2 separate regions of the Mus musculus genome follow, and region 2 is linked to region 1. Evidence: chromatin contacts called from ENCODE Hi-C or POLR2A ChIA-PET data. All regions are on one chromosome and are shown on one strand. The core of a region is the stretch at or near the end of the contact, and the rest is flanking DNA. Distances in the headings are between cores, read along the strand shown. Region 1 holds the start of Scaper (S phase cyclin A-associated protein in the ER). Region 2 has its middle 15 kb from the start of Pstpip1.

Region 1 (4,044 bases), core at 761-3,260:
ATCATTCCTACATAGCACTCATGAAGGTTCACTATCAAGTCAATCCTCATTGATTCTTAAGATCTATGGAGCACAATGGAAAGGGGGGAATGTGTGTAAAACAGTAACACCTTGGGAACCTAGCCACCGAAGTTATTTATAAAACATTTATATAGCAACCCTGGTTTTGACATAACACATCAGGAATTTAATCACAGTGCTATGTGCTCAATGTTTATGTCCCCTCAAAATTCATGTTGAAACCCTAGCTTTCCAAAGTATAGTATTGATAGTGTTAGGTGAATACTTTGGGAGGTAATTAAGAGTGAGGGTCTTCATAAATGGGACGATGCCCTTTTAAAAGAGGTTAAAGGAAAACCCCCATTCTTCCTCATGTAAGGGTAAAGAAGGTATCATCTATAATCAGGAAGCAGGTTATCTATCACCAAACACAGAATCAGCTACCACCTTCATCTTAGACTTCCCCAGCAGAACTGTGAGAAACCAATCACTATTTTTATACATTTTCTAGTTTAAGATAATTTTGTTATAGCAGCCTAAACAGACTAACAGGAGAGAATTTTACAAATGCAGCTCAAGGGAATGAAGAAAGAGGAAGGATGGGGCATTTGCTTAAGGGTTATGACGAACGAGAAGCAGTTCCTTGTAGAAACATTATTTCTGCTAGTTTTATGACATGGATCGTATCCAAATGATGGAAACCAAAGGAAAAAAGCCACATCACACTTTTTCCCACCAACATAATTTCCCACATGACATTTTAAAATGGCTCTTGTACTAAAGATATTTGGATGTCAATGGACATTCTCAAGTCATTTTGGTGTATTTGTTGTAAATCAATCTGCAAGCATCTTGCAGAAAGTCATGCTTAACAGGAAAAAAAATTTACCAATTCAAAGCACCTACATAGGACAGGGTGGGTTAGTGCTGTGCTTATTTTTCTATCTTAAATCAGAAATCTGCCACATTACCAGCAAGTGATCAGGCTAAGCAATCATCTCTTTGAGCCTCAAGTTTCCCATTTATAAACGTCCACAGCATCTATCTCACTCTTCTCCCATGTGATGTGGATGAAATAAATCTGTAAATTGCAGCCGGGAATTATTTTCTGTTCAGGAAGATGATTGTAGCAAATTGCTATTCCACAGACAATAACGCGACACACGTGAGAAATACAGTCCACCAGCAGCAGGAGGCAGCCCATGGGGTAGTGAGACCTCCTTAGAGGGAGCCTTTGGGACAGCAGCAGGTGCTGCTTGGGGAGCAATTTTCTGGCTGCTTTCTAACAAGCCCCAAACTCTCTGGAGTCAGTTACTGACTCTAACCTGCTTCTGTGTGCAGGACTGCAAATCTGAGCAGAGGGGAGTGCTAATAAAGTACAGAGGCAAGGACGCTGAGGTAGGAGGCTCTCAGGTGAGAGAGGCCTTCGGTTTGCACCTGAGGCCTCAAGTAAACATTTGTAAAATGGGAAGAAAAAAAATTTTTTTTTTTTTTTTTTTTTTTTTTACCTCCATGCTTCCCTGAGATAGCTAATGCCTGAATCTAGGTTCATGGAAAGTGTGGTAAAGCCCTGGAGGGAAAGATGCTGAAAGTGATTAACTGCCAAATGCAGGCAAGCAGCAGCTTCTGAGGACCCCTCACTCGTGCAGTAGGGACATTCCAGTAGGCTCGGCTACCCCCTAGAGACAGTCTTCTGCCCCGACCCTAACCCCGGCCCGGCCTGAGGTCTGTCCCAGTCCCACGACCCTCACTGCCCCGGGGCCAGCTCGACCCTCCCCACCCTGGCCCGGCCTCCTCAGTCCACCTCGCGGCTCCCCTCCCCCGGTCACACGCCCAGGTGAGGGAGGAGGTGGAAGGGTTTCCGCCGCCATCTTGTCCCCTCAGCCCCACAACACAGGTTGCCCGCGCCCCTCCTGGGCCCGTCCGGGTCGAGGCGACGCGCGCCCCTCGCGGACACTTACCCGGGAGGCTTAGCTTACTTTGGGGCGGCTCCCAGCGTCCCGGCGGGAAAGGGGCGGGGTGGGGCGGGGCGGCCGCGGAGGACCGGGCGGGGCGGATGGACGGCGCACCACGTGACGCCAGCCGAAGCCCAGCCACTCCCCCTAGGCCGTCCTGGGCCATTCGCGCAGGCGCAGCTAGGCTCACTTCTTGCGCGCTCAAGTAGAAAGGTAAGAGTTTCCTCTGTACCGACGAACGTCTTTTTCTTCAGTGCTGTTCTCTTTCTTGGACTGACGGTCTACCTCAGCTTTGTCCACACTGGCCCCTTTCTCGGATTCAGCTTTCTTCCGGCGTGTCTTACCACCACAGCCCACCGATTAAAGACCTCAAGAAATGTGTGTGACAATCTTTCACTAAAGCACCTGGGACTTAGCCAAGCGGAGCTTAGTCTCCACTTAAAGGCTTGTTTCAAATGTCGGTGCCAGGCTTGGAAGGATCCAACTACAAAAACCTAAAAGGTAGGCTTAAGCTATTTCAAAGACAACAATAAGTGCAAGATGATTATGTGTAGGTATTTAAACCACAGTTGTGAACTAAATGGAAAACAATCTATGCCCGTCACAGTACAATATCAAGGAGTATTTTCTGCAGCTTTTCGTCCAGATGACTCTGAGATTCTAACTTGGCTCACACTTCTTACAACAGGTGGGAAGCTAACGGGTCACTGACATCTGCCTCACCCTTAAGAGGGTAAGAGTTATGGAAGCAGGTGCACGCTGTATTAGAGGCTCCTTCTAGGTCCTTCCGCCTCTTGGTTTCTTAGAAAACCCATTCGTTCAGTTGTTTGACAAACAGTTATGAAGGACCTGCCACATTAGCTCTACTAGCTTGCTTAGAGTCATAAATGAACAAAATAGGTCCTCCCCCAAAAGAAATCCTGGAGGGAGGAAATGTTTGTTCTTGAGCTCGGAGGAAACACAAATAATAAAAATTGTAAGTTATATGATAAGCACTATTGGTAATAAAGTAAGTGGAGATAGGAAGAATTAGTGCAATATAAATGGCGGTCAGGGTCTTGTTTCTCTGGTTTACTATCTTCTCTTATTCTCATGAGCATTTAAACAACTTCAATCTCTTTCCACTTCAAATCTCCCAACCACCAGCCCTCACTTCAACATGTTTTCATTCCCCCTCATAGCCTGCCCTTTGTACTTTGCAATTTGCAAGATATCTCCACTACTTCAGTTCCTCTTCAGGTCTGGACTTACTGCAGTTTGGTTTCTTCCGATTCTTTTCTAAAGTCACTAGTGATTTCTTTACTGCAAATCCCCACCTGCAGTAGTTTGAATTTTTAATGTTCCCCAAAGGCCCAAATATTGAAGGCTTTGTCTCTGTGGCAGTATTACCAGAAACCAAGGCCATGGAATACAGTGTGACAATCCCAACAAACCAGTCAACAACTCTCCCCAAAACCAAATAGAAAAGATAGTGATTTGTTGCTTTTAACAAAATCTCAAACATTAGATTTTACCAATAAAGACTCATGAGCCGGATTCTGGGGTGAAAGCTTGCTAGCTAAGAGAGGCAGAGAAAGCACCCAGCTAAATGCTCTAAGGCTGACATCCCAAAAGGCAATTCTTCTCCATGCTGTCCAATATGCCCCTCAACTTGATGTCCCTCCCTTCTACTTCCTGTGCATCTATCAGTCCTCCTGACTTCTTGCTCTCTATAGTTTTGTCCTGTGTTCACTCCCTGTCAGCTGGTTACTTGCTCCACCTCCTGACCTATGGTTGACTTCATTTAATCCTGTTTACAACAAACAGAAAGCTCTTGGGTTAAAGGTGTGGGTTAGGACTGAGCCACACCACACCTAGAAACAGCTTTCCTCCAGTACAATCTTGGGGTTCACAGTGTGATCAAATATCCAGCAACAATGATTATATCCGTGCCTTCCTTATTCAGCCATCATCAGAGAGGCTTCCTCATGAAGCAGATGGGATCAAATATAGATACTAACAGCCATATAGTGTACACACACACACATGCATGCACACGCAGAGAGAGAGAGAGAGAGAGAGAGAGAGAGAGAGAGAGAGAACTTGAAAC
Region 2 (3,916 bases), core at 1,145-3,644, 140 kb after region 1:
ATCTACAGCAAGCAATGACAAATTGTTGGTAAGGTTATAGCTTTTATGTGCCCAGCTTTGGTACAGATGGAAGAAGGGGTAAAAGAGTGGGCATAGCCAAAGCCTTGCCAACAGGTGGAGTTGGTCTGGTCATGCCATGGAAAACCCACTTGAAGGTGGTTCTGTGAGCTTCCTGATGGAGCCTCAGAGAGAACAGGAGAATTGCCCCAGCTCTCAAGAAGGCGAATCTGAGACGGCTGTGGGCTGTTCTAAAGGCTGTCCAACCAGGGCCCTCCCTTCCCTGCTCAGAACTTACAGGCTCTCAGCAGAGCCTGTGGACCATGCAGTCTTTCTCCTGCCCCTGTGACCACTCTAAACATCTTTAAGCTGAGAATGTTCCTTTCCTCTTTGAGAGAAAAACAAAAACATTGAAGTTGTGGAGATCTGCCTGTTTCCCATTACAAAAGGCCCTGCAATTAATTGCATATTGTATTTCAGTCTGAAACTATTTGGATGTAAATCCTAAACAAGTGTGTCACTCCACAGAGGAAACTCCCTCAGGCCCAAATAGCACTTATCCGCAGCTCCAGATCATTCTAAGGATAAAGTCCAGACAGCATCCTCCTCAGTCTGGCTTATCTGTCTGCCAGAAGGTCAATCGATGGGTTAATCAAACAAACAAAAAGACAAGCTCAAGCAGGAAAAGTACTAAACAGCACTAAAAAAAAAAGAAGAAAGTCTGTCTTCATAGATGACAAATTCTTACAAAAGAAAAAGTGTGTCTGACTTGTAAAAGTTTATATTGAAAACAGATAGGAATGGAAGGATAACCCAGCAAGATGCCACTACAGTAGAAAGAAGGGGAGAGATGGTGGAAGAGATGAAAAAGAAACTGAGGGCTGGAGAAATGGTAACTATTAGCATTTTGTCTAAGCTCCGCCCCACAGTTACTTTGCAACAGTTAGCTCCGCCTCACAGTTATGTATGCCTGACTCTCTATAAAAGGGGCTGCTTGCAGGGCGGTGGTGGTGCACACCTTTAATCCCAGCACTTGGGAGGCAGATACAGTCGGATTTCTGAGTTCAAGGCCAGCCTGGTCTACAAAGTGAGTTCCAGGACAGCCAGGGCTCTACAGAAAAACCCTGTCTCAAAAAACCCAAAAAAAAAAAAAAAAAAAAAAAAAAAAAGGGAGGGGGCTGCTTGCTACCTCAGTGCTCTCTCTTGCTCTTGCCTTCTTGGTCCCTCTCTGTTCCCTCACCCTTTCCCCCCCCTCCCCATCCCCCTCCCTCCTATCTCTCCTCCAGCTCATGGCTGGCCTCTACTCCTCCACTCCTCTTCTCTACTCTCCGCCCTCTGCCTTTCTCTGTCTCTACTACCCTCTCAACTCCCCTCCCCATACCCTAAATAAACTCTATTCTATACTGTATCAGTCATGTGGCTGATCCCTCAGGGGGAAGGGATGCCTCAGCATGGGCTCTTGGAGACACTCCCTTCCCCCACACCTCACTACACATCCACCAAACTTTTTATAAACACATCGGTAACAGCTAGGCTCATAAACAAAAATATAACATAAATTTATCTGGACTAAGTTTGAACACGTATAGTTTTGTACATTTGACATTGGAACCAAGTTAATTATTTCCTGTAAATAAAAATTTAAATTAAATTAGAAAGTGTTGATACCACTAGGCTGAAGAGATAGCTCAGTGGTTAAGAACACTGTCTGCTCCTCCAGAGGATGGAAGTTCAATTCCCAGCACCACACGGTGGCTCACAACTGTCTGTTAGCCCAGTACCAGGGGTCTGGAACCCTACTCGGGCACTGCACATAGATACACACAGGTAAAACACTCCTAGATATAAAATAAAAATAAATCTTTTAATACCACTAAAATATCTCAAATGTATATGAGTCTTTAAAACTTGCTAATCGAAGGACATATGATGTAGGTGAGACACATACGTTGTTCTATAAAGTTCATGTCCAGTTTGCAGGTAAAAACATGTTATAAATGTATAAATGTATTTTGAGTCTAACCTGAAGTGGGAGGAAGCTGCATGCATATCAATTTTATTAACACCAGAAATAATAACATGTTGCCAAATATAAGCTTGTATCAATGCATCTATTTCTAGTGTACGGCAGCGATGTGTGTCACGATCTCGTCTAGTCTCCTCCTTTCTGCTTCCATGTCTCATCCATTCCCAGGCTGGTGGACTCCAGTTGCTTCTCATTTCTCAACACAAGATACCTGAGTCATGAGGCTCATAAAAAAGGTTTTAGTCTGGAAACGTGTTAGCACAGCAGACGCCAATACCCCTTCTCTGCGCCTGGCAGAGTCGTAACTCTGGAAGTTTGAAGAGCCACGAGGCCTCCCCATCTTCCCGTACCTCTAGACTGAACTCAATGGGATTTGAGTAGGAAGGTCAGAACTGTTGCGCAGCGACACCATTTCCTCTGCGCTGGAAGAATACACCCTGGAGTCCAGTTGAGAGCACTGAGCTCTCCAGAGGATTTGCTTGAAAGTACCAAATACTGAGCTTGTCCCGGGGTGCACAGCTCAGGATCAGGGCGCTGAGGGCTGAAAAAGGGCGAGCAGAATTAGAGGACTGGGGCATACTGGCATCATATGGCACCTCCATGCCAGGTCTTCTCATCTGTTCCTATCATTTAAGTGTCTGAACAGGGGCAGCTTCACTAATGAGCAGAAGCCACCACAGGAAGCTCTAGAGTCTTACACCAAACAAAGAATGGTTGCTTCCTGGCCCAGGCTCAGGGTTTCAGAGGTGCTTGTGCTGATTTCCACCGCTACATCCTATTGACCTCCAGGGGTCGCTGTTCTTTAACAACTCAAGGCCAGCGCTTGAACCAAGGTCATCTCCCAGGAGACAGGGACAAGAACACACAGTAAGAGCAGACAAGAACACACAGTAAGAGCAGAGGAAAAAACCTTCAGGATGTTGGCTCTGCCTAACTGTAACCCTGGACAACCAGCCCCTCCGGTGTTATAGCTTGGCCAGCCCCAACCTTACTCAGTACCCAACTTTGTCCTAGACTCAGGAATCTGTTCTATTGATTCAGGCCTTTCCCAGTGTGGCCTAGAAGAGATTCGCTCCCACACCCTGCCTGACACCCTGCCTGGCATTGAGATTCCATCTCCTTTTTGCCTGTTTTCTGTCTAAGAACTGAGGGACAGGGTGGCCTTAGTCACAGGTAGAAACAGCCACACAACAATTGGAGAGATTGTCTTGTTTTGTTTGTTTTTTGAGACAGGGTTTCTCTTTGTGTCCCTGGCTGTCCTGAAACTCACTCTGTAAATTAGGCTGGCCTTAAACCCACCAAGTGCTGGGATTAAAGGCGTGCACCACTACCTCCCTGCTTAAAGGAGGCTTTTCTTTGCCCTCTGGACCCCTGTCTCAAGGCCTACCTCTTCGAATCACTCCTGTCCTCTCCTGCTCTCTAAACAGCTTCCTCTTTCAGTTGGCCAGCCAGCCTTTCATTCAACAGCAGATGCCGCAGCCGCTCTCTGACACTTCACTTCCTGTAGCGACAGCTTTTTAACCCTCTGTTATTAAACCCTGTCTGGGGCCTCATTCTGAACTATAAACTCTCCAAGAACAGAGGCTGTATCTTGCTCCTTCTACAGCCCTGTCTCTGGGTGCAGGCTCAGTGACCCTGCAACAGCAAGTGGACAAACAGTCTGGGGAGGGGGGTATCGCTAAGTGCAGGCCTGGGAAGGCATCCAGCCAAGCCCCTTAACTGCTGGGTAGCTGTAGAAAGACTCTCTGTGAGCCCCAGGGCCCCAGACTACCTTCCTGGGATTGATGGGAGACTGTGCTGGTCAAGGCTGTTATTATGCTGGTTTCTCTAGGCAGAGTATGTGCTGGGGCTGCGGTGGGGAGGGCATATCCATTGTATTTCTTAGATCTTCTT

What was found. Hi-C counts contacts between places; a loop is a spot of excess contacts on that map. ChIA-PET counts read pairs that join two places held with the same protein, here RNA polymerase II (POLR2A).
Region 2: a loop to region 1 is called in a map of T-helper 17 cell, with 2.1 times the contacts of the local background. The contact joins the enhancer-like site here to the promoter of Scaper in region 1. A Hi-C loop is called at or near these places in 1 of 37 maps with a recorded cell type or tissue (T-helper 17 cell). POLR2A ChIA-PET finds 5 or more read pairs at or near these places in 2 of 5 experiments (both embryonic stem cell).

Annotation. Positions count from the first base shown.
Region 1 is chr9:55,936,109-55,940,152 of GRCm38, forward strand. Scaper (S phase cyclin A-associated protein in the ER) reads right to left here and starts at 2,011. Exons shown (of 33, transcript NM_001357652.1): 1 at 1,962-2,011.
Region 2 is chr9:56,072,602-56,076,517 of GRCm38, forward strand. No RefSeq gene overlaps it. Among named protein-coding and RNA genes, the nearest start is that of Pstpip1, 15 kb to the right of the region's middle. Within about 2 kb of position 2,395, at least 1 of the 3 ENCODE cell types and tissues checked has a DNase peak (open chromatin) inside an H3K27ac peak, as active enhancers do.